2 separate regions of the Homo sapiens genome follow, and region 1 is linked to region 2. A link is a loop called in an ENCODE intact Hi-C map of the cell type or tissue named here. Cell type or tissue: right lobe of liver. All regions are shown on one strand. Each heading gives the region's core, and the rest is flanking DNA. Links, peaks and the distances in the headings are about the cores only.

Region 1 (10,742 bases), core at 5,743-10,742, 50 kb after region 2:
AAAAAAGAAAAGAAAAAGAAAGGTCAGGTAGTCCTGGACTGCATAAGCCAGCACTCTGCAGTTCTTCAACAGACACTTACACAGTGGTGATGAATCTTTTGATTAATTTTATGTATATTTGATGATCTACATCAGCCACTAGATTGAACAACCATGAAAACTAGGACCATGCCTTTTTTTGTCCATCCTTGAGCCCCCAGTACCTGGCCTGGCACATCACAGGACTGTTTAAATATTTATTGAAGGAGAGAGGAGAGGAGGGAGGAAAGAAAGAAGGGGAAGAATTTTTTCAGGAATCGAGGTGGCTTGAGAGCCAGTTCTTGCTCATAGAAGCTCACAGTCCAGTGTGGGGAGAGAGATGGACAGATGGACAGACACCTACAATGCTAGTGCAGGCATAAAGGGAAAATCAGTCCGATGGTGGAAGCTCAGAAGAGGAAGTGCTTTCTACGGCTGAGTCTTTAAGGCTGAGCAGGAGTGAGTTGGATGGACAAAGGCAGGAAAGTCATTGTCAGTAGGACTGGCACATACAAAGGCACAGAGCTGGGAACACGTGGTCAGCATTCAGAGACAGGTGATTTGGCTCAGGGGATGGGGCTGTGGTGTACCTTGAGGGGCATTGGAGGTATGGGTCTGGGAAGGTAAGCTGGATGGTGGGGAAGAGCTGAGGGACTTACCTGGGGTTTTTAGGCAGGGGTGTGACATTTCCAGCCACCAAGCATAAAGGGAGGAGGCCTGTGCAGTGGCTCACACCTGTAATCCCAGCACTTTGGGAGGCCGAGGCAAGTGGATCACTTGAGATCAGGAGTTCGAGACCAGTCTGGCCAACGTGGTGAAACCCCATCTCTACTAAAAATACAAAAATTAGCTGGACATGGTGGTGGACACCTGTAATCCCAGCTACTCCAGAGCTGAGGCAGGAGAATCACTTGAACCCATGAGGTGGAGGTTGCACTGAGCTGAGATCACACCACTGCACTCCAGGCTGGGTGACAGGGCAAGACTCCATCTCAAAAAAAAAAAAAAAAAAAGAAAAGAAAAGAAAAGAAAAGAAAAAAAGAGTAAAAGGAGGAACTTGGAAACTCTAAGGACTGCCATTAACCTTCACTAGAAACAGAGACCATTTAGTTTGGAGCCAAGAAAGCTCTGGGGTTCCTGAAGCCCCTGCAGAGGGGAGTCCTCTGGTCAGGGGATAAAGAAGGACCAGGCCTAGTGAGAGGATGAGACTGGGCCACATGCAAGGACATTTCTGGCTGGAAGGCTGTCAGGTCATGTGGAACGGGAAGCATTTCATGGCGGTGATAATTTTCTCCCTGGTGTTCCGTACAGACAAACTGACATCCTCCCAACTGAACTGATAGCTTTGGGAGGGAGAAGGTTTGAGGGGCCCAGATGAGAGCCCCTGGCTGCGTACCCCTTGGAAGCCTCTCAGATCTTGGCCCAACTGAGGACGTTGCAGATGGTGGGGTGAATGCAGACCATCCATCAAAGAGGTCAGAGTGTGGTGTCCTCACTGCACAGCTGGGCCCTGGCGACCTTGCTTTGGGTTCTGGTTGGGTCATCTTCCATCTGTGACCTTGGCAAGAGGCTTCATCTCTCTGAGCCTCAGTTTCCTTATCTGCAAAAGAGGGATGATAAGGCACCCCTGCCTGCCCTGTGGGCTATGGCGAGGCTCAAAAAGAAAGGCCACGGAAGACACTTTGTAAACAGGAATGCGCTACACAAAGGTTAAATATGATTATTAACACGTAATACCCAAGTCACAGGACAAGGAAGACCCAGACACAGAATTTCAGGGTCTGGACCCAACTTTTCTAGAGGCTGAGACTAGCCAGACAGCCCTGAGGCTGCCAGGGGTCGCCCTCCTGTCTCTCCCCATCAGGTGCTTTGCAACGTAAATTCAAAATCCTGCTCTTCCCCTTTCCAGCCTCAGGCAAGGGCTTTTCATTTCGCTGTGCCTCAGTTTCCTCAACTGTCAAGTGGTGATAGGTGCACCTACCTCAGGGGCTGTTAATGGAAATTAAATAGGATGAGGCGGGCAAAGTCCTGGCTCAATACCAGGCCCACTGAACAAGAGCATTAAAACGGGTGGTTCTTGGCTTCCTTCCTTCCTTGCATCCAACCCCCGCCCGTGCCTCTTGCTTCTGCTTTTGTCTCTTCCTGAGAGCTTTGCCCAGGGCTCCTGAGGGACCCCATGGCTGGTGAGATCCTTGGAGCTTGGGCTGTTGGAAGGCAGGCTTGTGACAAGGTCCAAGGGTTACTATGGACAACGCCATCACAAAGACAGGCCATGCCTGTGGCTGAAGGAGATAGACCCCGGTTCAGGGGCTGAGCACAGTGGTTTTGCCAGGAGTCTCTCAGTTGCAAAATTTCACAGCCCTGGGAATTCTCAAATGGAGTGACCAAATGTGGTCCCAGAGCAGTGCTGTCACACGACACCAGTATGAGTCTACCTCGAGGGTCCTGGGATGCCAAGACCTCCCGCTCCCTGGTCTCGGGGCCTGAGCTCCTGATGGCAGTCCAGGAGGGACTGCTCTCCTTTGCCCACTCCCCACCATCCAGCCTCTTATCGAATTGGCAGGAAGGAGGAAAGCCCACCAGGGGACTCACAGACCCGAATTCTTCCTCCTGAAGCACCCTCCAGCTGGATGGCCCTTGTCCCTCGTGGAGCACTTTAGGCAGAGTTGGGAAACCACAAAAATTTTAAGCTGAGATGAAGGAACGTAATGGGCTCTAATCTGAACTGACAGCAGCATGATTAGTCGGCACAAGACTGCAGGAGCAGCGGGGGACTGACAGGGAGGGAAGAGGAGCGAGGAGGAGGAGGGATGAGGGACAAAAGACATAGAGCAGACCCAAGAATGAGGCAGGGCCTCAGGGGTGGAGATGCAGGCCGGGCTGAAATGGTGGCATGGGAGGGGCTGCTCAGGATGATACTTGCGGTAATAATAGTAATTGCAGAGAATGCTTGTTTAGAGCTGACAATATGCCAGGCATTATTCTAAGCATTTGTTTTAACGAACATGATCCTTGCGATGTAGGTGTGTTAGTATCTCGATCCTCATTTTACAGATGATGTAGAAATAAAGTCACAGAGAGGTCCATCGATAAAGAATGTCAGCCCTGAGTGCAAAGCTGGGGTCTGGTTGCTAGTAGAAGCTGCCTTCTGTTTTCTAGGAGTCAGAAGTCCAAGGTCCCGCTTAGGAGTTCATGAAATGCAACTGACACTTTCAGAATAAACAAGGGCTTGGTGTCTGTGGCAAGGAGGGTGAGGGAGGGCTATGTGGACCCCCTCCATCCAGGGTTGGGAGGGAAGAAAAGGCATGCTCTAATAATCACAGCACAGGTATGGATGACAGGGGACCAAGAACACAGAAGTCAGAGGTCTTAATTAGCCTTTTAGGACTCAGAGGTCCATTTAGCCAACTGGGGGCTGATGGCCATGACCCCTGACAGTTGGCTGGTCTCCACTAAGGCCATGATGAAGCTATGGGTTAAGACGTGACTTCCATGTCCTTCCAAGAAAGGACAGAGGGGACTTGGTCTCCAGCTCTGCTTCCCTGTGGCTAGCTGGCCCCACAGCTCTCTGGGGGTCAGACATGCTGAGCCACCCCCGCCACGCCCAGGGAGGCACTTCCTGCCTGGCTAAGGCAGTCATACCCAGAGGTCCTGATTCTGAAGGGGACATCTCTGAGTGAGTGGTTCATTGCCTCCCCATCCTGCATCTAGATATAGTCAACTCCTGACCATCTGGCCCCCCTGGAAATCAGATTTTCAAAATCTTATTCATGCCTCCATGGGTTCTAAGTCTAGGATACGAATAAAGGTTGAGTTGCACTTAGTAGGCTCTGCAGAGTCAGAAGAAATGGTTCTCTTCCTGCTGCAGGGAAGAGCTGAGCAGGCAAGCAGAGGAAATTTTAGACATGAGAGCTCTGCTTTAGGGTCAGTAAGGGGCTAAGAGGCACCTGGAGTCAAAGCTTGACAATGTGAACTCATGCAGGTTACTTAACCTTTGCATGCCTCAGTTTCTTCATCTGTAAAATGGGGGTAGTGATTACAGTAGCTTGCTCCTGGTAGGGTGGTTGTGAGGTCAAGGATTTAATCAAATCCAAGTGAAGCATTTTGCACAGCACCAGGTGCATTGGTGGTGCTCAGAAACACTGGTTTTCACTGCTATGAACGGTATGCTGCTGCCTTGGGTCTGGGGCAGGGAGAGAGTTCTGTCCCTTCCTAGCATGGGGAAATTTCTTGGTCTGTGACATAAGATGAGCAACCAGACAGTGTGGGGTTGTTTTGGTCCTGTGCTTGACAGACAGCTGATTCTAGAAGAGCCAAGAACCCCCCTTAGTGGGCCACCCTGAGCTTCAAACTTCTTTCTGCCCTCCTGTACCCAGGATTGGATTAGTGTAAACTGTAAAATGCCGCAGCAGTGTTATGAGTTCCTGTCACCAAGGCCTTTCAGAGGCCCAGGAATATATCAGTAGAGTCAGTGGCAGCCTTAGGGTCCCCTCTCCCTAGCCTCTGCCAATGACAGCAACCATAATTGAGGAATAATAATAGCTACCATACAGTAAGCACATCCTGTGTGCCAGGCACTTTCTGGGGACACTTTTAATCCTCCCAGTGACCCTGCAACGTTGGTGTTTATCACCCAGCACCATAAACTTCCATTGACACCTGCATCCCTCTCCCTCCAACTCCCCACCTGACCCACACCTCCCTAAGCTTCAGGCTGTAGCTGGGCTCTCACTTCTCTGGGAAGCTTTCTCTGACATCCTCTAGGCCAGGTCGGTATCCCTTCTCCCTGCTGATGTTCCCATAAGCACACTCCCGCTTGTGAAAACTCATCACATTTTATTTTTATTTATTTTGGATCAGGAATACATTCACATGGTTCAGAATTCAAAAGCAACAAGAAATGGAGTAAAAAGTCTCCCTGCTCTCCCTATCTCTAGCTCCCAGCCACTGAGTTTGGCTGCCCAGGGTGAGTAGGGTTGTCAGTTTCATCACATTGAATAGTGATGACTTGTTTATCTGTCTTCTGTGTTTTAAGAGCAGGGACTCCGCCTGTCTCACTAATTGCTTCATCCCTGGGGCCCAGCACAGTGTTTGGCACATAGTAGGAGTGCTACATGTGTTATCTATCTCTCTCAGAGATTTCTTTCTTTCTTTCTTTCTTTCTTTTGGACAGGGAGTCTCGCTATGTCGCCCAGGCTGGAGTGCAGTGGAGTGATCTTGGCTCACTGAAACCTTCACCTCCTGGGTTCAAGCGATTCTCCTGCCTCAGCCTCCCAAGTGTCTGGTGTTACAGGCATATGCCACCATGCCCGGCTAATTTCTTGTATTTAGTAGAGATGGGGTTTCACCATGTTGGCCAAGCTGGTCTCAAACTCCTGACCTCAGATGATCCACCCACCTCAGCCTTCCAAAATGCTGGGATTACAGGCTTGAGCCACCACGCCTGGCCCTCTCTGAGAGATTGCTATAGAAAGATATCTATATAGAGATTTTTTTTTTTTAATGAATGAGGCTCAGAGAAGAAAGGTGACTTTGCTTGCTTAGTTCTACTCCCAAGACAGTGCTCACTGGGAACTCTGTTTATCTGAATTTTAATGACCACCTGTCCCTTCTTCTTGGACATTTGACCATCCTCTGTGAAATGGATCCCAATTTCAATTTTTTAGGCTTAATTTTTAAATGGGAACATAAACAGTATCCCTCATTAATTATCAGGAGATAGAGCAATGCTATACTTCCAAAGTCCTGTTAGTGCCTGCCCAATCCTGACCTCATTTTACCATGACTCCAACTTTGTGTTAAGGATGTTCTTGCTGGCCGGGCACAGTGGCTCATGCCTGTAATCCCAGCACTTTGGGAGGCCAAGGCAGGTGGATTGCTTGAGCCCAGGAGTTCGAGACCAGCTTGGGCAACATGGTGAAACCCCGTCTCTACTAAAAACACAAAAATTAGCCAGGTATAGTGGTGCACGCCTGTAATCCCAGCTACTCGGGAGGCTGAGGCAGGAGAATTGCTTGAACCTAGGAGGTGGAGTTTGCAGTGAGCTGATATCGCACCACTGCACTCCAGCCTGGGTGACAGAGTGAGACTCAGTCTCAAAAAACAAACAAACAAACAAAAAAAACAGATGCTGTTGCTCACCTGGCCTCACTTTGCCCATCTGTAAAATGTCAAAAGACAAAATGACAATAAATTTTGTTTAAAGATCTTAATAGGCTTTTATTCATGATTCTAGAATTGGGCATCCCTCCGAACCACAGCTTATTCAAAGAACTCCAACCAGCAACATGATCACGCAGTATTTGTAGATAGAAAACAGAAGTGAGGTGTAGATACAGCTTAATTGGTTACAGCATCCTTAATTGAATCACCTGGCCACCTACATTGACAGATGCTCAGCTGCTGTAACTGCCCCAAAACTCAGCTATTTGTTACCACTTTTTGCAACTTAGGAGTATACTCCCAAGTTAATTGCATTTAGCATGAGTGACTCCATATTTGTTTGGTCTGTTGGGTCCATTACAGGAGCACAGTACAAACTAATGGCCTCCTACAAATTTTATTTATTAATTGAAAGGGGCCCAATAGTTCTATGCATCTTTGATGTCTTCTCTCATTTAACCTCCATCCCCACCAATTGATATAGGTTTATGCCTGCAGTAAATGGGATAGTTATAAAGCTAATGCTTCATACCAATGCAACTAGTGCATGAAGTGGGTGAGGACAGCTTTCTGTACTGATATGGGTATCAGCCAGACTGGCTATGTCCCCAGCACTAGCCCAGGCTCAGGGTCAAGTACACACAGCTGTGCATCCTCTGAAGCGCTGGAGGGAGAGAAAGAAGTTCATCTGGGGAAGCGGGTGGAGCTGAGGCAGGGGACCACCTTGGGGAGGGTGGGTTGGCCCAAGCGCCGTCTCTCCCAGGGATCAGCAGGCTGCTTTCCAGCTGGGTTAGCTCATTCCCCACCTCATCTTGCAGAAGCTCCAGGTTCAGGCTTCTGCACAGCTTTGTTCTTGTGGTTGAGGCAGCCAGGGATTCTGAGAGTTGGGAAGGGGAAGCCAGGGGGAATGAAGGGAAGGAAAGGGAGGAGAGAAAAAGGCAAGTAGCAGGGGCAATAAGGAGGCCGTGTGTCAGGGAGGGATGTGGTGCCAGCTACACCAGGAAGCCTGCTATGGCAAGACACTGCCAAGTGAGGGAAATGAGGATGGGTAAACAGTATGGAGAACAAGATTTATAAATTCATTTGTTCATTCATTCATCCAATAAAACAAAAGATGCCAATATTGACAGATGGCTGTCACTCAAAACATACACAAAATGCTAAGGCGGCCGGGCACAGTGGCTCATACCTGTAATCCCAGCACCCTGGGAGACTGAGGCTGGCAGATCACTTGAGACCAGGAGTTCGAGACCAGCCTGGCCAACATGATAAAAGTCCATCTCTACTGAAAATACAAAAATTAGCTGAGCGTGGTGGTGCACGCCTGTAGTCCCAGCTACTTGGGAGGCTGAGCCAAGAGAGTCACTTGAACCTGGGAGGTGGAGGTTGCAGTGAGCAGAGATCATGCCAGTGCACTCCAGCCTGGGTGACAGAGCGAGACTCTGTCTCAAAAAAAAAAATGCTGGCCAGGCGCAGTGGCTCACACCGGTAATCCCAGCACTTTGGGAGGCCGAGGCGGGTGGATCACCTGAGGTCGGGAGTTCGAGACCAGCCTGACCAACATGGAGAAACCTCATCTCTACTAAAAATACAAAATTAGCCAAAAATACAAAATTAGTCAGGCGTGGTGGTGCATGCCTGTAATCCCAGTTACTCAGGCAGCTGAGACGGGAGAATCGCTTGAATCCGGGAGGTGGAGGTTGTGATGAGCTGAGATCTTGCCACTGCACTCCAACCTGCGCAACAAGAACAAGACTTCGTCTAAAAAAAAAAGCTAAGGAAATATAAAAGAGGGAGCAAATAACTATTTGATGGGTTGCAGGAGTGGGGAAGTTGGGGGAGTTCACAAATTTCACTGGAGATATTTGAACCAAGTCAGGAAGCAAATATAGGAGAAGCCAGGCCATAGTCCTCCCCAGCTCCACGGCCTCTCCCTTCCCAGACCTCCCAATCCCAGTCCAGCTGTCGCCTTCACTGGGTCTGAAAGCTGGCCCCGCCTCATACTTGCTGTGTGACCTCAGGCAAGTGGTCTAACCCCTCTGAGCCCCGGTTTTCTCAGCTGCAAAGGAGGGATGACACCAACTTGGAGCGTTGTCATAAGATTCAAATACAACAATGCACACGAGAGGCACTCTGCAGAGCACTTGGTACCTGTATGAAGCCTGCGCAAAACAACTACTGTGGCTGTTGTCAGCACTGGCAGAGCAGCAACTTCATTTACCAAACCCTGGGCCTCTGTCATCAGGCTGGAAAGGAAAGCAGAGGCCATTCCAGGAGTCCCCCATCCCTGGCCCCCAGCACTTGGGGAAACATGAGAAGCAGAGCTTGAGGATCTCCTGTGTGCCCCCTCACGCCCCTTAATCCTTCCTGAACTTGGAGAGGGGGCTGGGTGTGGGGCGGGGGCGGCACCACTGCAACACCTGCGCAGCTCTGACATCTCCCGCCTCTGGGCAGAGAAAGCAATTTCAGAAATGACATGTTGCCAACAAGCAGAAATCAGCTTCTGAATTAAAATGTGTCAGCGTCAGGTGACCCCGGGCTCGGAGGGCTGGCTGCATGAAGACAGCTGAGATTAGAGCCTGTCAGGCTCTGGTGGGGCTGTGTGGGAAGAGGTGGGGGTCCCGGGGGGCTACCGTTGCTCTCCAGGCTTCTGGCCACCCTGGACTTGTTGAGACGTGGGGGCAGGAATTCGGACGCTGGGTCAGGTTCTCCCGTGCCTCTGCCCGGCCTCCACCACTCCACTGCCCACTCTCCATGGCGGGAGGACGGTGGGGCAGGGGTAGGGGCTCAGCTCCCCTGAGACGGCTCCAGCGTAAACACACTAATGGGCCCAAGAGAGCCAGGGAGGAATATGGGCCCCACAGCCCCTGGGGACTTGAGGAGGGATGGGAGTGGGGGGATAAGACGCGTGAGAGGCATTAACCTCCTCTTTGCGGTATGCAGGGTGGGGAGAAAGAGAGAGAGGAGAAGACAAGGAGGACCAAGTGGCAGGACTGGAAGATGCCACCAGTCGCCCTGAATCCTTGCAACTCCCTCATACCCCGTCTCTCTGTCCCCAGGCCGTGCCCAGCACTCCCCGGGAAGAGGCAGTGAAGAAGCTGTTTCATTTCCAGCCCTGCTACTTATTGTGTAGCAAGGGAACCTCTCTGAGCTTTAGTTTCCTCATCTATAAAATGGGGATCATAGGCCAGGCACAGTGGCTCACGCCTGTAATCCCAGCACTTTGGAAGGCCAAGATGGGTGGATCACCTGAGGTCAGGAGTTCAAGACCAGCCTGGCCAACATGGTGAAACCCCGTCTCTACTAAAAATACAAAAATAAGGCCGGGCGTGGGGTAGGCGCCTGTAATCCCAGCTACTCTATAGGCTGAGGCAGGAGACTCACTTGAACCCGGGAGGCGGAGGTTGTAGTGAGCCAAGATTGCGCCATTGCACTCCAGCCTGGGTGACAAAAGCGAGACTCCATCTCACAAAGGAAAAAAAAAAAAAGGCCGGGCGCAGTAGCTCACGCCTGTAATCCCAGCACTTTGGGAGGCTGAGGTGGGCGGATCACGAGGTCAGGAGATCAAGACCATCCTGGCTAACGTGGTGAAACCCCGTCTCTACTAAAAATACAAAAACAAAATTAGCCGGGCGTGGTGGCGGGCACCTGGAGTCCCAGCTACTCGGGAGGCTGAGGCAGGAGAATGGCATGAACCTGGGAGGCGGAGCTTGCAGTGAGCAGAGATCATGCCACTGCACTCCAGCCTGGGAGACAGAGGGAGACTCTGTCTCAAAAAAAAAAATGGGGATCATGGTTGTATGGACCCCTGGGGTTGCCCAGAGGGGAGTATGAGGAAATGGCCTGCACAGGAATGCCTGTGTGGGGTGGAGCCTGCACAGAGCCACCTATTGGAGTGCTGGACACCGTGCATGCCAGCCATCTCTTTGCTTGTCTCTCCCCTTGTCTGGGACCTCCCTGAAGGCTGGACCTAGTCTCATTACCATGGCATCTAGGACCCTGTCACGTGCCTCGTGCACCATAGGCCACCAATCCGTGTTTGCTGCATGATCGGTTGCAAGAAGGAACTCCAGGTGAGAGATGGAGCGAAGTCAAGAATCGGAAAGAAATGGGAAGGGTGGGGGCAGGCATAGGATGCTTCCCGCCAGTGCCTCTCCCTCCAGAATGTCCCCATCCCCATCATGGGTGAGCCTGTAATCCCAGCTACTCTAGAGGCTGAGGCAGGAGAATCGCTTGAACCTAGGAGGTGGAGGTTGCTGTGAGCCGAGATCGCACCACTGCACTCCAGCCTGGGCAACAAGAGCAAAACATCCTGTGGCTCCTTACAGCATGCACAGAATAGGATACACATCACCCAAGCAGCTTATTGCCAAAATGTTTAACCTGAATCCAAGTACAAGGAAACGATCAGGCAAATCTCAGTTGAGAGGTATTCCACGAGACATGCAGCCTGGACTCTTCAAACTATCACTGTTATGAAAGCAAAGAAAGAGGGGGACTGTTCTAGATTACAGGGAGCTGGAGAGACATGAAAACAACGTGCAATGCCTAATTCTTGAGTG
Region 2 (11,003 bases), core at 5,865-10,864:
GTACTGAGTGTGTGGCATGTTCTGAGAAGACCAAGCAGTCCAGGGAGGACGGAACACCAGGCAGGGGTGGTGGGGAGGGCTGGGGGCTGCACTGCAGGGGCAGCGAAGAGCTGGCCTGTCACATCAAGGTGCTTTACTCAGCAGAGAGGTGTCAGTTAATGAGGGGCACCCAATGGCCACAAGGGATCTGGCTCCTTCTGATCCAGAGGGAGAATCAGGCTTCCATCCCTGCCCCTAGTTGGTCTCTGCAAGTGGTTCCCACGGTGCGGCCAGGGGAAGTGCATGGGGGACGGGCTAGCCTTGGGTTGATGTTCTTGTATTAGAGCCATCGGCTCCCTACCCCTGGGCATTACAATCGCCTTGGGCAACTCCCAATGCCCCGGCTGCACTCCAGGCCAATTAATAAGAGGGTGAATGGAAGACCCACACATGGGTTTTTAAAGCTCCCGAGGGAATTCCAATGCAGAGCCAAGGTTGGGAACCCTGTACTAGAGGGACATGGGGATGAGGCGGGGAGGGATGGCTCACAGAGGCTCCATGGTGGGGAACTTACCAACAGCACTTGGGGGCCCAGCACCCCTGAACACTCCTCTCCCATGTGCCTTCCATATGAAATGAAAAGGACACAGAAAATGGGGAAGGAATGACACTTTCCTTTCTCAGCTTCTAAGTACAGCAGGCCTAAGGCAGTGTGTTCAGGGCCCACTAGCCACAGATAGGGCTATGCCGCCCCCTAGGGGCAAGGCCTGAGGACAGCTTTCACTTCAGATTCCCTCCCCTTCCAGTTAGGAAATTATTTCCCAACAGGGAACTTGCCCTATACTATCTGAAGGGTCTGCAGCAAACACCTTATAGCTCTATAGTCCATGCCAGCAGGCTGCACCATCTCAGTCCCCTGCACACCTCTCAATCCCCCCAGACCCCAGCAGAGCACCCCACGAGAAGTGTGGGAGATTAAGTGGGCCCATGGTTCCAAGCTGGATGAGGGGCCAGCTCCTCTCGGACTCCTGTGAGGCCTTCACAGTCACCACAGCTCAGCCCCTTGTCTGCATAATGAGGATAAATGATGGAGAACATAAGTGAGAGGGTTTCAGATTGGCAGGGATGGAGCCAGGAAAATCCCTGTCTGACCTCCGTGAGGCCTACAGGCAAGCTGTTTATGAAGGGCCTAGGCTTTCCCTTGAGAAAATGTCACCCCCCGGTTGAGACAGTAACAGATGACGTTTCTTTCTTTGCTTTGGCTACTGGAGCTGAAAGTCAAATTAGGGTTCCCCAAACATTTCTTAGGGTGTTACAACGTTTGAGTTCCTTGTCCTGATGTCGACATTCTACACTGACTTGATTTGTTCTTGTGCCTCACTTCTTTGTATCTGTTTCAGTTATTTCCTCAAAGTCTCCTCAAATCTTTTTTGGACTAAGGTAGGATATAAACAGTAAGAATTTATTTTGGACTTAACAAGTTTTGCTCTTTACACCAATGTGATCATCTTTGAGACAGAAGCTTTCTGTCTAGGAGACAGTGGTTCCAAAATACACACATCAGAATCACCTTAGAGGCCAGGTACAGTGGCTAACACCTGTAACCCTAGAACTTTGGGAGGCCGAAGCAGGCAGATCACTTGAGGCCAGGAGTTTAAGACCAATCTGGTCAACATAGTAAAACCCTGTCTCTACTAAAAAATACAAAAAAAAAAAAAAAATTAGCCAGACATGGTGGCACACACTTGTAGTTCCAGCTACTCAGGAGGCTGAGGTATGAGGATCACCTGAACCCAGGAGGCAGAGGATGCAGTGAGCCAAGATTGCGCCACTGCACTCCAGCCTGGGTGACAGAGCGAGACTGTCTCAAAAATAAAAAATAAAATAAAATCACCTTAGAGATTTAAAAAAGGTTCTAATTCAGATCTGGGGTAGGCCCCAGGAATATGTAATTTTAAAAAGCTTCCCCACTGCTTCTGAAGCAGCCAGCCCAGCCCCTGGCCATGGAGCAGTGTTTGAGAATCTCTGGCCTAGAAACATAAAAAAAGGGGGCCATTAGTTATAAAAATGAATATCGAATTCTTTTACAAAATGTGATTTTCTAAATAAAATAAACCTCAACTTTATTCAGCTGATGTGCTTCCAAAACAATGGGTGTAAATCCAAATTTGCAAATCAAACCCATTCAAATTCATCAGGGCAAAGGGTGTACAGAACTCCGCAGTGAAGTCTAAAAAATCAAGACTCCTCTAACTTACTTGGTCTTGGAGTTTGGCTTTTCTTACAGTGGTCCCCCTGAAGTAAATGTCCATGTAATAAAGAGATCTCAAGTTCCTCTTGATAACCCACCTGTTTTAAATCACAATAGGCACACCAAACTCATGTACAAGGTCACAGAGGCTGGCTACCGGAGTTTCTTGCATCAGCTCGACCTAAGAATTCACCCCCGCCTCCACTAGAGGGTGCTCCTTCCCTGGCCTGGACCCTTCCCTACACTGAGGCGGTGGAGAGAGTCACACTGTTAGGCCAAGGTCTATTTTTCACCAGGCACTGAAAGCAGATGTGTGAAGAGAAGTGGTCATGTGACAACATGCAGTCTCAATGCCCCTGGGTGTCCAGACACACTGGCTGCTGTCCACCAGCCGCAGGTGGTAAAGACCCAAAAACCACCTCTGCAATTTTTATTCCAAACTAGAGGACTGGCTCTGAAGGTGCAGCATGAGGGTTCATCAAAGCCAACCACTGTCAAGTGTGGAAAGCACTGGTGCACACCACGAAAAGATGTCCTATCAGTCCACGCATGATGGGTGCGGGGACTTCTGCCTCCCAGAGTTCAAGAACAAATGGCTCAGCTGCTCCCTGCAGACCTTCCTCCAAAGTGTGCTGTCTGGCAGGATCCTTGGGTGCCTGGGGGACAGGACAGCCTTGCCGTCGCAGTCTCAGAATCCATTTTATGGATTACCAAAAGTCCTGCGCTAGGTCCCTGGCACCGCAGCAGTGCTGTGTGTAATGGAAATGTCAATGTGCCTCCCCAGAGTTAGACAGATCTAGGTCTAAAGATGCTGCAACCCCCCAGTCCACCCTCCAGTCACTGCTTTAACTCTGGCAGGGCCCCAACCCATTTTAGGAGTCACAGATTGCTCCTTCCTTGGAAACCTGGGGCCCATTTGGCCCGGAGGGGTAGGAACAATGGAGATCTCCTCCAACCGAAAGTGTGAAATTAGCATCCAGGAAACTCAGTTAATCTATGACAATTAAGAAAACTTACCAAAGGGGAGCTATGCCACAGAGGTGCCTGAAAGGACCAACATGACTACAGAGCAGCGGGGAGGGGAACAAGAGAGGTGAAGAGGAACACAGAAAGGAAGGGAAATAAGACAGAAGACAGTTCAAGCAACAAGAAACTAACAGAGCAGGTAGGGCAGGACAACCAAAGGTAGGGTTAATACTGAGCCGGTTTCCAGATCTGAAGGATTTTGAGTGTCATTTTATGTCTTGCCATGAAGCTGCTGTGCCCAGGGCTGGTAGGCCTGTGGTAAATGAGAACATACACTAACCAGGTCTTTCTGAGACTTTCAGTGATTCACCACATTAGATGGACTTCAGGACAGATTGGCCTTTATACTAAATTCCACAATATACCTGGTATTAGTACAGCCTGAATCCGGGGCTGGTCACAGAAGGAAAAAGGTTGTAGTCCCTGAAAACAGAGTGTTACAAGGACATACACACTACAGATGTCTCCACGGTGGGATCTGCCCACACTGGCTGGGCAAAATGAGGGCCTGGCTGGCAGGTGCTAATATATTTCAGGGAAGAGAAGGGAACCAAAGAATTAGAGATACTAAAACTAGAGCTGAGACTGTAATTGGAAAATCACAAATCTTTGCCTACAGCTACTTTCTAAGGGGCAAAGGCCCACAAAGCCTGGGCGCAGGTGCCAAGCCACAGTCTCTGAACCTTAAAAGCCAACCACTCTATTAACAACTAGAAAAAATCAGTGACTAGGGTCAAGACTGAACACTCCCGGGAAATAACACTGGCCTCACTTTAGAAAAGAGAAACACCCAGCTGTAGTGTGGAAAATCTTACTTGTTATCGGCAATAGCACTACATCTTGTTTCCCCTAGGTAGCTGCTTCCAGGGAATGGTGACAAGTATTGGCAGTCAGTCATCTACATGTCACTGAGGCACAGGGGAGGGTGGCCAGGAGCACGAGGATGTGAATCGACCTACTATTTAATATAATGGCTGTGAGAAAAGGCCTCTTTCCTTTCCTTTCCACTTTTGCTCCACCCTATCAGGAGCCAGAAAGGCCTGATGGTGACAAGGTGTGAACCGTGTGGACAGTCCTGCACACAGGGCTCACTGTGGACACCTTCCCAGGGCACGCATCAGCTATGTGAACAAAGCCACCAAAGCCATTCTTTCCCTCCCCCAGTGAGAGCGAGAGTGAGAGAGACAGACCCGGGACTTCTTTCATTTCCTAAGCACCGCGCATGGTGGTGGCACTAGCTCCCCCTCCAAGATGTCACAGAAAACAGAGCAGGTTGGAAATTAGACCACAATCACTCCCAAGTGTCTTCACAGTTCAGACAGGCAAACATTTCAAAAGGCGGCCTCTGGGCCCCCCTCTCTCTTTCACACACACACACACTTGCAGGCTGTGGGAATGCTGTTCAGCCACTGAGCGTGGCTGGCTCATGTCAGGTACTGCACCACGAGGAACATGACCACACAGGTCAGCAGCATCCCACCTATCATAAAGTACTTGTCCTGGAAAGCCCGCTTCTCGATGAGCCGCATCACTGTGTTGGACAAGCCCAGCATGTTGGCAATGTCAAGGATCTTCTTCTGAGTCCCCTGGGGCAGAAGAGAACAGAAAAAAAAACAAACATCAAGTCGCTTTACCAAGAGTGGGTGAATGGCATCAGGAGATGGAGCTTTGCCAACAGACATTCTCTTGGTCATGCCCAGAATACACAGAAAGCAATATCAGCCAGAAATAGAGCCACTCTCATGTCGTCGACTGATTTTTGATCAAGGTACCAGAGCAACGCTAAGTGGAAAGAAAAGTCTTTTCCACAAATGGTGCTGGAACGACTGACTATATAATATCACAGGTATGTATTTTATATATATGTATCTCTCTTACAGATATGTGTGTAAAAATTGAACCTCAATTCACATTATACATAAAAATTAATTTGAGATGGTTCATAGAATTAAACATAAAAGCTAAAGCCACAATTAAAGCTTCTAGAAAAAAACACAGGAGAATATCTAAAAACTGCAAACAGGCCAGGCGCAGGGACTCATCCCTGTAATCCCAGCACTCTGGGAGGGGTGGGTGGGAGGATTACTTGAGGCCAGGATTTCGAGATCAGCCTGGGCACGTAGTGAAGACCCCTTCTCTACAAAAAAAAATTAGCCAGGTGTGGTGGTGTGCACCTGTGGTTCTAGCTACTTGCGAGGCTAAGGTGACAGAACCACTTGAGCCCAGGAGTTCGAGGCTGCAGTAAGCCAAGATCACACCACTGCACTCCAGCCTGGGTGGCAGAAGGAGGCCCTGTCTCAAAAAATACATAAATAAATACATACTGAAAACAATGGTGTCACTAATCACAAGATGAATGAACAAACTATGGTAAACCTGTACCAATGGAATACTGCTTTGCAATAAAAAGTACCTGACTACCAACATGGAATTAAATAGGTAACAATATGAATGAACCTTGGAAACATACTGGGAGGAAGAAGCCACATAGAAAAGAGTAGCATGAATACCTTTATATGAAGTTCAATAACAAGAAAACCTCATCTATGGTGAAATAAATCACAACAGTGGCTGCCTGGGGCAGAGGGGTCAACTGACTGGGAAGGGGTACGAGGGATCTTTCAGAGGTGAAATGGTCCGGGCCTTGATGGGAGTGTGAGTTACAAAGGCTGATACAATTGCCCAAATTCACTGAATTGTAAAAATATGATCTGTATACCTTACTGTCTGTAAATTATATCTCAACAAAAATACTTAAAATTAGAATATTTTATACTATAAAAAGAAGGCAACATCAAAAAACTTGTCCTCGGCTCTCTAGTTCCAATAATCATTGATACCAACCTATTTACTTTGTAGAGTACAATCTTTGAGGTTTCTTCTGAGTACAATGGGTGGGTCAAGTCCATATTTACAAGAGGGTCTCAAGTGGGAAAGACGGAAAGACACCAACACAATGACCTAAAACCCTTCTATAGATGGCATCACCCACCACCAAAACAAAAGGGCATTTTATTCCTAAACCAACAACCCAAACCATCCAGCCTGTCCTTCCCTACTGCTTTCTAATTTTCAGCTTAAAGCACATTCAATTTCTTAGTAAGAAACAAGTATAAGTGAATGCCGGGGCAGACCCCAAGTCACTCAGCACATATCACCCACTGCAACTTATATGCATGGCATCTAACCTCATGCCCCATATCCTTTTTTTTTTTTTTTAATAAATACACATTAATGAGCAACTGAGAGAAACAAGGAAAGTGAGATCAACATTAGGCATCATGGACAGGAATCCAAAATCTACATTCTGCCCAGAAAGCAATTAAGAAGCCTCAGCCAGAGAAATTACAAGTCAAACTTCATTGCCATCAGAGATCAGAGAAATGTATTTGTATTTTTTTTTCCCCGAGATAGTGACAATACAATCAGACTCTTGCTAAAGTCCTGCTTGGCTCTGAACACACAGATTATTTCATCACTGTATGAGGCTAAGGATCAACCTTCTAAATCACTTGAAAATGACCATAAATTTCAAAAAATGTATTCATTTTCAGCCACAAATTGGCCCCAGTCATCAGAGTGCTTCAGCCTAGCCCCTTCATGCCCTCTCCTATGTTCCTTTTGAATGGTGTAGGTGGAAAATCCCGACGGAGGCAGGGTGTGAGGCAGGTGGAGGGAATCAAGAGACAAACACCAGGTAGCCACAGGTGTGCAGAGGAAAGTTAGAAACCTCAAGTCTCAACCCCCAGCCACCTCACAGCCTTCCCCTCTGGTATCAGTGTGGGTGGCAAGAGGTGTGCTGATGCCCCAGCGCTGCCAGACTTGAGTGGGAAGTTAGCATGTGCCTTAACAGGACGCTCTAACCCCCACTGGCTCTTCATCAGTGTGACATGGAGTTTGGTCCTAAAAGGCCTCTACTGTTTTTCTGAGATATGAAAAGGAGAGTAGCAGTTTTCTAAAGAAAGGGCAGACTAATCAACATGTATCAGTTCAGGTCACTGCAGGTGGCTCTCATGAAAGGGGAGCGCCCAGCAGGCTGCTGGAGACCACCCTTCCAGGCCATCTGAGACACTGCAACTGTCAGCAGGAGGTGAGTGTCACTTGCAGCTTGCCTGACCCTCTCCCCCGTAGAGATGGCAGGGACTGTTCAGAAACGTACTGAAGTCCTGTGGAGCTGACAGACTCAACATGATCCAACAAAAACTAAGATAAAGCTCACACTTCCGAGTGACTGTTTCTCACAGCTCAGTGGCTGGGAGTGCTTCATTCACAGGGGACCACACCCTGATAACAGACAGAACCCACGCCCTATTATCCATCAGGGTTGATACAGGAAAAGGGCAGAGGCTGAAACATCATGACTGACATCAGAGTCTGTGTAATGTTTCTGTAAACCACTCCCAGGGGCTGGAGTCTCAGCAGTGCCAACTGGTCAGGGCTTCTAGGAATACCTAAGGCTAGGGAGTGAAGAGTCGCTGGGATCACCAGCACGGGCTTTAGAAGCTCTAGAAGCTTCTAAAGCTCTAATCTACTGCAAACAACCAGGCAGCCCTAACACTGCACAGTGGGGATTCAGTTACTAAAATACAAAAGGTTTTAGTTATAAGGCAGTCCACAGTAGGGGTCCTAAGGGAAAGCCACCTTAAAGCGAGGTACCAAAGGACAGCCACGTCTTCATTCTTCCAAGAGTAGATTCTGTAACACAATTTCTCAGCCTGTGATTGGACCCCTCGTAGTAGCACTCACTTTCATGATAAGTTCAGTAAATGGGAAAAGACCTGGATCCTAAGAGAGGCCACTTCATGGTTTGTTTCAAGCACTGGCAAAGGAACTGGGTACTTTCAGGCTCACAATAACTCAACTCCAACAGAAAGGATCCCAAACTCAAGGGCTCTGTCTTGTCATCAAAATATCACAATTTGAGGACACGTAATCAAAATATAAACACAGTTACTAAACTGTTGGATGAGGCTAAAACAAGAGGCCTTCTCTCTGTCCCCCAGCAGGGACCCCACCTTCAAGGTCAGTCTCTGGGTCCTCAGTCCATCTAAAATATTGTGCCCATCTAAAATGAGGTCATCCATGCCGTTGTGAACTTTCTGGAGGGAGGAGTTAAACTGCAGTGATTCGTCCATTGGTATGGTGGTGTCAGAGTCCTGTGAAAGAAACACAGGCACTTGATTAACTTTGCTTATCAGTCAGTTCCTGGGGTCTCACTGCTCTGTCTTTTGGCCAAGGCCAAGCCAGAACAGCCGGAGGGGCTGGTGAAAGAATCAGCGGACCCTAATGGATAAGAAAAAGCAAAGCAAAGGCCTGGGGTGGCCTCTGTCCACACAGAAGAGGAACTTCCTCAGATCTGTCACTCTCCAAATGAGTTCCACTCCACAAGTATCGTTCATTCCAACGATACTTGTCTCTGTATCATGATCTCCTCTTAGGAAAAGCTATTCCTTCAAGACCTCATTGGGTGTCTCCTAAAGGCTTTCTCTGACTACTCACTAACCTAGCTGGTTCCAAATGTTCCTTTCCATGGCTTCCCCTTAATGCAGTGTTAAATGTTTGCTCGTGTCCTTTAGCTATTTTATCTATAGTTTACCTCTCCAAGTAGACTGAGAGTTAACTAAGGATAGAGGAGGCTGTGCTTCTGCATTTTCTTTTTTTTTGAGACAGGGTTTCCCTCTGTCACCCAGGGTGGAGTGCAGTGGCGCGATCTCAGCTCACTGCAACCTTAGCCTCCTGGACTCAAACAATTCTCCCACCTCAGCCTTCTGAGTAGCTGGGACCATAGGTGCATGCTACCATGCCCAGCTTTTTTCTTTCTTTCTTTCTCTTTTTTGTATTTTTGGTAGAGACAGGGTTTCACCATGTTGCTCAGGCTGGTCTCCAACTCCTGTGCTCAAGGAATCTGTCCACAGGCCTCCCCATTTTATAGATGAAAAAATGCCCAGAGAGGTAGAATAACTTGTCCAAGATCACACAGCTGGAAGTGTGTCCAGTGATCACAGAGCTGGAAGTCCAGTGGAGCTGGGAATGTGGGTACTGAGCGCAGGGCCTGCCCTGTTACCCACACTGTAGAGGGAAACACCAACGCCCATCCTGGTGGCTCTACTTTTGCTCTGAAAGTGGACTATAGGCAGGAGCCAAGTCCTCGCCAGCTGTGAGAGCGTTCCCTTCTCTTTTCTGCCAATCACAAGCTCTCCTGCCAAGTAGTGCTGGGGTTTGTTTCGTGTTTTTTTTTTTTTTGAGACAGGCTCTCACTCTGTCACCCAGGATAGAGAGCAGCCTTGACCTACCAGGCTTAAGTGATCTTCTCACCTCAGGCTCCAGAGAGTAGTTGGGACCACAGGCTCACGCCACCACGCCCGGCTAATTTTTATATTTTTTTGTAGAGACAATGTCTCACCATGTCACCCAGGATGGTGAACTCCTGAACAATCCACTGCCTTGGTCTCCCAAAGTGCTGGGATCACAGGCGTGTGTCATTGTGCCCTGCTCCACTAGTGCTGTTTTTACCACCTAAATTCCAGTTTCAATTGTCCAAAAAAAAAAAAAAGGTTATGCCACTGTTTCTTTGCTGCTCAGATTTGGAATCATTTTGCACATACGTGTTTTCAACTGCCCCTGCTAACAGGGGAGCTCCTCACAGATAGGCGTCAGGTCTTTTAATTTCATCATGTGCTTTACTCCTAGTGCCTGAATTAACTAGTTTTCTGCATGCAGCTAATGCCCAGTGTGTCAGAAGATGCTGGCGTTTGAAAGACTCAGAGACTTCTCTTCAGTAATTTGACTAGCACTTATGAAATGCCATTCACATACAAATCTTTCTTACCCTCCCATCTAAAACAGTATGGCTGATGGGCCATTATCTCTCAGAAAAATGTATTATAGCTCCATATGGTAGAATGACCAGGAAGAAGTTTCATCTGGCAAGTCAATGTTTATTAAGAACTGACGGTGTGCACAGCATCACGCCAGGCTGGCAAAAAACAAAATAATCCCAAGCGATCATCCTTGGCCTAAAAAAGGCCTGAATACTACATTATAACGATCTAAAATCCAAACATCTTTTAGTGTGTCTTATAGTTCATTAAATTTTTGAACTGTTAAACACTGTAACTTGACTGCTTAGTCTGGGGAAGCAAAAACTATGTTGGCACAGCCTGAAACACTTGGGAAAATTTATTGCAAAGCAAGGATGCAGCATTGAGGGTTAAACATCTACAAAGCAGGAAATGATGTGAATTTTAACAACTGGCTTAGAAAGCTAACATCTCTTTAGAAAATAATCCTCTGTAAAAAAACAAAATACAAAAAGCCAAAGCACACTTCATTTAGTGGAATATATTATGCAGGACACAGAAAAGGCCAGTATGTTCTACAGCCATGTGCAGGAAATGATCTGGTTAAGACTAAAGGGCAGGGACAATGGGTTCTGAAAAATCAAACATGCAAACCAACACACTTTCAGACAGACTCAGGCAAGCAGTCCATCTAACCCTAAACATCTGTTAACAAATTCCTCCAAATTGCTGCTCAGACTAGGGGCAAAAACATCTTAATGCACCTGACACTGGAGCCACACACATACTCGGCACAATGGCAACTGCCCGCAGGCAGCTTTGAAATGCTGCCTTCTCTACAAATGGCCTAAGTTCTAATCATCTGTCTCTATCTGATCAGAAAAACGTTTCCACCATGTGAACTTCCACCTTTCTGTCTCAGACCAGCCCAACCAGGTAATTTTCAC

What was found. Peaks named below come from ENCODE experiments on the same cell type or tissue, not always from the same donor. Only the 100,000 strongest peaks of a DNase experiment are listed, where the experiment ranks them.
Region 1: a loop joins it to region 2, with 2.6 times the contacts of the local background. A loop is called at or near these places in 3 of 110 quality-filtered maps.

The regions. Positions count from the first base shown.
Region 1 is chr17:46,882,208-46,892,949 of GRCh38, reverse strand. It overlaps a transcript of LRRC37A2 not described here and a transcript of WNT9B not described here. Among named protein-coding and RNA genes, the nearest start is that of LINC01974, 25 kb to the left of the region's middle. RefSeq lists an enhancer at 2,470-2,970 and a silencer at 3,093-3,387. In right lobe of liver, for the core only: no CTCF peak of the experiment used is centred there; no DNase peak of the experiment used is centred there.
Region 2 is chr17:46,932,438-46,943,440 of GRCh38, reverse strand. GOSR2 (golgi SNAP receptor complex member 2) reads right to left here. Exons shown (of 6, transcript NM_004287.5): 5 at 8,272-8,412; 6 at 1,421-4,842. The coding sequence ends at 4,681. It also overlaps a transcript of LRRC37A2 not described here. Among named protein-coding and RNA genes, the nearest start is that of GOSR2, 15 kb to the right of the region's middle. RefSeq lists an enhancer at 1-585. In right lobe of liver, for the core only: no CTCF peak of the experiment used is centred there; no DNase peak of the experiment used is centred there; H3K27ac peaks cover 345 bases.